Regions from separate parts of the Mus musculus genome. Here region 2 is linked to region 1. Evidence: chromatin loops called from intact Hi-C (ENCODE). Cell type or tissue: gastrocnemius. All regions are shown on one strand. Each heading gives the region's core, and the rest is flanking DNA. Links, peaks and the distances in the headings are about the cores only.

Evidence for each region. Hi-C counts contacts between places; a loop is a spot of excess contacts. Peaks named below come from ENCODE experiments on the same cell type or tissue, not always from the same donor. Only the 100,000 strongest peaks of a DNase experiment are listed, where the experiment ranks them.
Region 2: it touches region 1 in a loop (4-fold over the local background); 22 of 42 quality-filtered maps call a loop at or near these places.

Annotation. Positions count from the first base shown.
Region 1 is chrX:97,430,240-97,433,165 of GRCm38, reverse strand. No RefSeq gene overlaps it. Among named protein-coding and RNA genes, the nearest start is that of Eda2r, 54 kb to the right of the region's middle. In gastrocnemius, for the core only: a CTCF peak has its summit at 1,510; DNase peaks (open chromatin) are centred at 1,493 and 1,649; H3K4me3 peaks cover 389 bases; H3K27ac peaks cover 448 bases.
Region 2 is chrX:98,617,892-98,620,817 of GRCm38, reverse strand. All of the region lies in intron 19 of Ophn1 (oligophrenin 1), which reads left to right. Among named protein-coding and RNA genes, the nearest start is that of Gm26000, 200 kb to the left of the region's middle. In gastrocnemius, for the core only: a CTCF peak has its summit at 1,741 (motif pointing right); a DNase peak (open chromatin) is centred at 1,783.

The DNA.
Region 1 (2,926 bases), core at 330-2,829:
AACTGTTTCTGGTTAGTAGTATTACTGCAGAATCAGGAGGAGAATTCTTTAAACAAGTTTGGCAAGTGTGATCCCAGAACGTGGGAGGTAGAAGCAGGAAGATCATGAGTTTATATAGCTACATAAGAGATTAAGAGAAACCCACTTAACATTTCTTCTAAATGGAACTTTTAATTCTGTCCTTATTACCCCAGGTTTCTTTTTTACTCTGTTTATCTCTTACTTGACTGTTTTGCACACAGAAAAGAGCAAAGGCTGAGAAACAGAAAGCAAACACGTTTGCCTGGAACATTATTCTAATTAAGGTTCTGAGAAAAGAATTGTCTTGATTGTCCTATACATTACCTACAAATAGAAAAGGAAACAATGCTAGCCCTGGTGGTACATGCATGTATTCCCAGTTTTGTGGAGGTTGCAGTAAGAGAATTGTGAGTTCAAGGCCTGCTTAGGCTGCAATAGAGAACTCAAAATCAGTCCACGAAACTTGGAGAGTATTTCTCAAACTAAGCAGTTGTAATTGGTGGGAATATCTCAGTGGAAGAGCATTTATTTGTTGAGCATGTGCAAGGCAATAGGCTCAATCTCTAACATCATAAGAGAAATTTGCTGAGTACATACAAAATGGCATGTAGCACTACAGAAACTGGAGATTTGAACATGTTTTCTTTTCTCTGAGTGCATAGCAGATACTGAGGGAAAAGACAACAAATACATCATCAATAACAAAAGTTGACAATGTTGTTACTTTTTTGTTTTGTTTTGTTTTGTTTGTTTGTTTTTTGGAGACAGGATTTCTCTGTATAGCCCTGGCTGTCCTAGAACTCACTCTCTAGACCACGCTGGCCTTGAACTCAGAAATCCACCTGGCTCTGCCTCCTAAATGCTAGAATTAAAGGCGTGGGCCACCACTGCCTGGCTTGTTACAATGTTTAAAATCTTACCCCTTCTAGATTAGTGCTAGGAGCCATGCTATCTGAGTTGTGTGCTACTTAGAAGAGTGCAGGAATATAGCACATTAAGGAAGAGAACAGACTGTGCAAACAATTAGTGTAAAACAGATGATCTGACTTGTTTCACATGGGCAAGGGGGTCTTTAAGGCTGTCAAATGACAAATAAAACTGTGACTATGCTTCATATCTGACAAAAATTTGATTAGATTTATGGTCAGGTTTTTGATAACAACTTGAGGTTTTTAAATTGGAAAGTAATCGAAAAGAGTACAGAGAAGAGCATGACACCTTAGAATTAGAAGAAAATATCTTAAGCTGGGCCACAAAGGGCTCTGTTTTTGCCCCTCCCCATTTTACGATTTTGAAATCCACCCAAAAATTAATAGTAAAATGAATAACTTGAGGAAGTGCATATTACAGAAATATATACTGTATATGAAGAAAACACAACGTCTGACAGTATATGGTTAGGACCTCAGAGAAATGTGTACTCCAGCGCCCTCTGCTGAATTCTTATGTCTATTTTCCTAAATTCTTGTGACGCAGTTTCGGATTCAAAGCTAAAGTGGCAAGGACCCTGCACCACAGACATAACAGGGTTGCTAGTAACAGCATTGAGGGGATTGGCAAAGACCTTAACCTCTGGTTTGGGTTGGCAGCCCGCAGGAGAGTATAAGCTCATGTTTTTGGACAAGTAGATGTCCGTAAACATTAAGAATAAAGCTGTTGTCATTACAGAGCAGCAGTCCAGCAGGTGGAGATAGAGGGTAACAAGAGGGCCTCAGCTTCTCTGAAATTTCTAGAACTGGACTGCTTTATTAGAGTTTAAGGCTGTGTTCCAAGTTTTCAATGATGGAATTAATCTTTGGAGCTATTTCTTTTATTATTATTTTCTTCAGAGTTTCCAGAATAACCTACACTACAAAGATTTTAGGCAGTGGTGTAGAGAACAGTATATAAACACATACACATGTAAATTTGTGCACTTTTGGGAAGGGAATGTCTTTACCTTTCATTAGATTTTCACAAAGCATTTGTTTGGTAAGTGCTTGCATTAGAAGACAGAACCCTGGGCCATTGATAGGACACTGTAATTGCTTTTCAGAATTCTAGAGCCAAACTCTCTTTGTAATATTTACTAGGCTTGTTCCTAGCTTGAAATCCCAGGCAATGTTCCCAGCTTGTCTCTGACACACCTGCCTCATCCATAAAATGGGCTTACTAGCAGCATTAATGAAATAGCTGATGGAAATGAGTCTAGGCTTCCCCAAGAGTTCAGTAAGCCTTGGCAACATTTTAATACATCATGCTGATATAAAGACTCAAAATCCATTATCTCCTTTGATGTTAAATACAATTGTATGAAACGTGTTTGCACTTAAAGGAATATGAGATAGACAGACTAAATTACTTGAACAAGATCATGCAGTCAAGTTAATGACAAAATGAGACACTAGAAATTTTTTTAAAAAGTACAAAAAACCCTTACCATAATTGACTGCTATAAAATCCTTATATTGATGATTTAAGCCCAAATTCTGATTCTGGATTTCATTTTACAGTTGAAAAATGATATCCCATATGGTACTGTACCCAGTCTTAGCTTAAACATGTGTTACAAGAAGCAAAATATATCTTAGAAGAATCCAGTATATTTACGGAAGAAAACTTCATTACCATGTGCTTTGTAAATACTGAGAATTCTCTTTTTTTTTAGAGCTAAAATTTCTTTTTTAAAATTTTTATTAGATATTTTCTTCATTTACATTTCAAATGCTATCCCAAAAGTCCCCTATATCCTCCCCCCACCCTGCTCCCCAACCCACCCACTCCCACTTCTTCGCCCTGGCATTCCCCTGTACTGGGGCATATACAGTTTGCAAGACCAAGGGGCCTCTCTTCCCAGTGATGGCCGACTAGGCCATCTTCTGCTACATATGCAGCTAGAGACACGAGCTCTGGGGGTACTGGTTAG
Region 2 (2,926 bases), core at 312-2,811, 1.2 Mb before region 1:
TAGAAAGAGGCTTAAACACAATGGGCTTAAGTTTCTCTATCAGCTTCTCTTTTAAGGGTATCCATGGTGATAGTCTGTAAATAAAACTTAAGTGTACTGGGCGGGCTGATGATTAAAGGAGTCCATTCCTAGGTCTGTCTTAACGCTGTTACTCTTTTTTTTTTTTGTAATAATTTGAATCATCTCTAAATTTTTAAATAGGAGAGCAGGTAAGTAACGAGGGAAAGGACATTGTCCCCTGACACTAATCCCCTAGAACAGCACTATCCATTAGTCTCAAGTCCTCACTCTCTTTAGCTCATGGAGTAGTGTGGATCAGGGTGCTGGGACCTGCTATACAGACACAATTTGGACTGACAGAGGAAGGTTGAATTTTGGTTTCTGAACATTGTGTTTAGGGGAGCTGCTGGGAATTACAAGGGGAAGAGAGAGGTCAGCTGTGAAGGCGGTTCTTAGTGATTTAGTTCTGAGGACAGAATGTTATTTCACTTAAGGAAATGGAATATGGGATGGATCCATTTGAATATCAGAATTAGAAAGTGACTTTAAAGATCTTCTGGCCCCAGGCACTTGATTTTACATAAAACTCTTTAGAAAGTGCATCTCTCCAACTTTATTCCTACTTCCAGTTTCATAGCCCACCCCGCCAATTCTTCTCGGGTAGATTATAAAAGAGCTCAGATGCCAGCCTTGAATCCTTGCCTATCTATTATCTCGAGTGTACTTTGACAATGCTTTTTGTCGGCAGCATAGCCAAACATTAGCACATTCCTCCTTTATTGCTCCTGATCCCACCATGTCAATGCTACAAACTAGTTGTTCAGCTTCCTCAGACTTAGGTTTTTGTGCAATGACCCTGGAATTGGGCTGAGTGCAGTGAGATGCACTGTACTCTCAGCTTGTCTAGTTCTCATTCTGACTCAAAATGATGCATATTATTGATTTTCTAGATACAGAGAAACCGAGTGTGTTAAGTGGCAAAACTCAGACAAATTTTGTTCTGTCAGGATAAGGCTGCATCCCGATGTATGGAGACCTATTGATTTTTAAGTGAAATACTAAGTTCTGCTTGTCTTTGCTTCACCAACACTGACTTAGGTACTGTTACTATTGTTAAGTTCTCTCTGTACTGCTAATCTGTGTATTACAATACTTTCATTTTTTACATATATTTTTACTACTGGGGATGTAACACCATACACACTATGACTGCTGTAACAGTGGGCTACAATTCTAGTCCAATATTTCCCTTCTAGTGAGTAGGTAATTATTTTTCAGTTGTACACAATGATGCTTCATGGTGTTAGTATAGTTTTCTGGGAAAGACATTATTTTCAAGATAATTAGGAAATCCACTCCTAATATGTGTCAAAGTGGGTTTTACTGTCTCTAAAGATGAATGTCGTTAAAAGTCATGGTTAAAGGAACAGGAATACTGAATGATACAGCTCTTGTTGCAGAGGATTGAGGTTAATTCTTCTTGTAAACTGGCCAGAGAAAGCAGGATTGTTTTCAGTACAAAGTTTGTGCAAACTCAAATGCAGCCTATGTTCCCAAATGTCTAAATAGGAACTTATCCAGGAAAAAAATTGCATCGATGTAGCAACATGACAGATTTGAGGAGGCAAACAAGAGTCACTTTTTAAAAAACAACCTTGATTTATGTATTTTTCTGACACCCAAATCTAGCAGCCCTGAGAACACAGACCACAATGCTTGTCTGTTCCTTCTTTTTGAAAATTGGCTTTTGTGAATTCGAGTCTGCCACTAGAGGGCAGCAAGAGAACAGAAAAATGTGTTTCTCACCCTCTCCTTTTTGAGTAAACACACACACACACACACACACACACACAAATATACATACTATGTACATATATAAATTTTAAATGTAACTGATAAATACAAATTATGTATCTTACTACAAAACTTGTGTTTATACTTTAAAATGTGCCTATCTTCATGTGGTGAGAGAGGGGGGGGGGAGGGAGAGGGAGAGGGGGAGAGGGAGGGAGGGAGGGGGGCAGAGGGAGGGAAGGAGGGAAGGGGGATATATAGAGTAGCAAGAGAATCTAATTAAGTCAGGTCTGTACTTCATTGTGTTTAATTTCTGAGATGATAAGGTTAAGCTAAAAGTTATTAAAAATAACATTTTTATTAGCTTGTACATGTTAGGACATTTTCAGAATCTAATATGTAGTTAGCTGAGAATTTGGCAAACATTTCCAAATGAATCTTCAAAAATTATCTTTAAGTATGAATATTAAGATCAAAGTGTAACCTGAAGAAAAGTATCTTTGAACAGAGAATTATTAAGATTGAGAAATTTCAGATGTGTTCATTAGTCATAGTGAATCTTTAAAAACAGTTTTTGAGATTTCAACCCTGGTTGAACTGAGATCTTCGCATGTTCTCTAGAAATCTTGTTTGCTTAGGCTTTGGGAAAAGGTTAGGACTTGTTGCAGGTGAATAAGCATGTCCAAACCTGATGAGATGGCGTGTGAAGTACAGGGTGCATTTGGGAGTGATGTTTGCCCCCAGTGTCTAGTGACCTGAAATACTCATTATGAGTCACTCTGTCGATTCTGGTCATCCTGATAGTTCTCTTGAATTTCAGCAAAAGATGACAGTACACGCTCCTCCCCATTTCTTTTTTCCAGCTGGTAGTGAAAACAATAGATAACATTTAATGAGGACTTACTATATGCTAAATCTTTGATATTTAATATCCTTTTGAGTCCTTCCATCAACTCTGAGGTCTTCTCCCATTTTACTTGTAGGTAACGAGACATAGAAATGCTATGTTTGTTGTGGGAGATCAAAATCAAATGTCTTTTTGTTTATGTCTAGTTCGCATGACCAGGTGGAAACACATTATAAATAAAATAATCAGATTTTAAAGTTGTTATTAACTTTCTTATTGTTGATG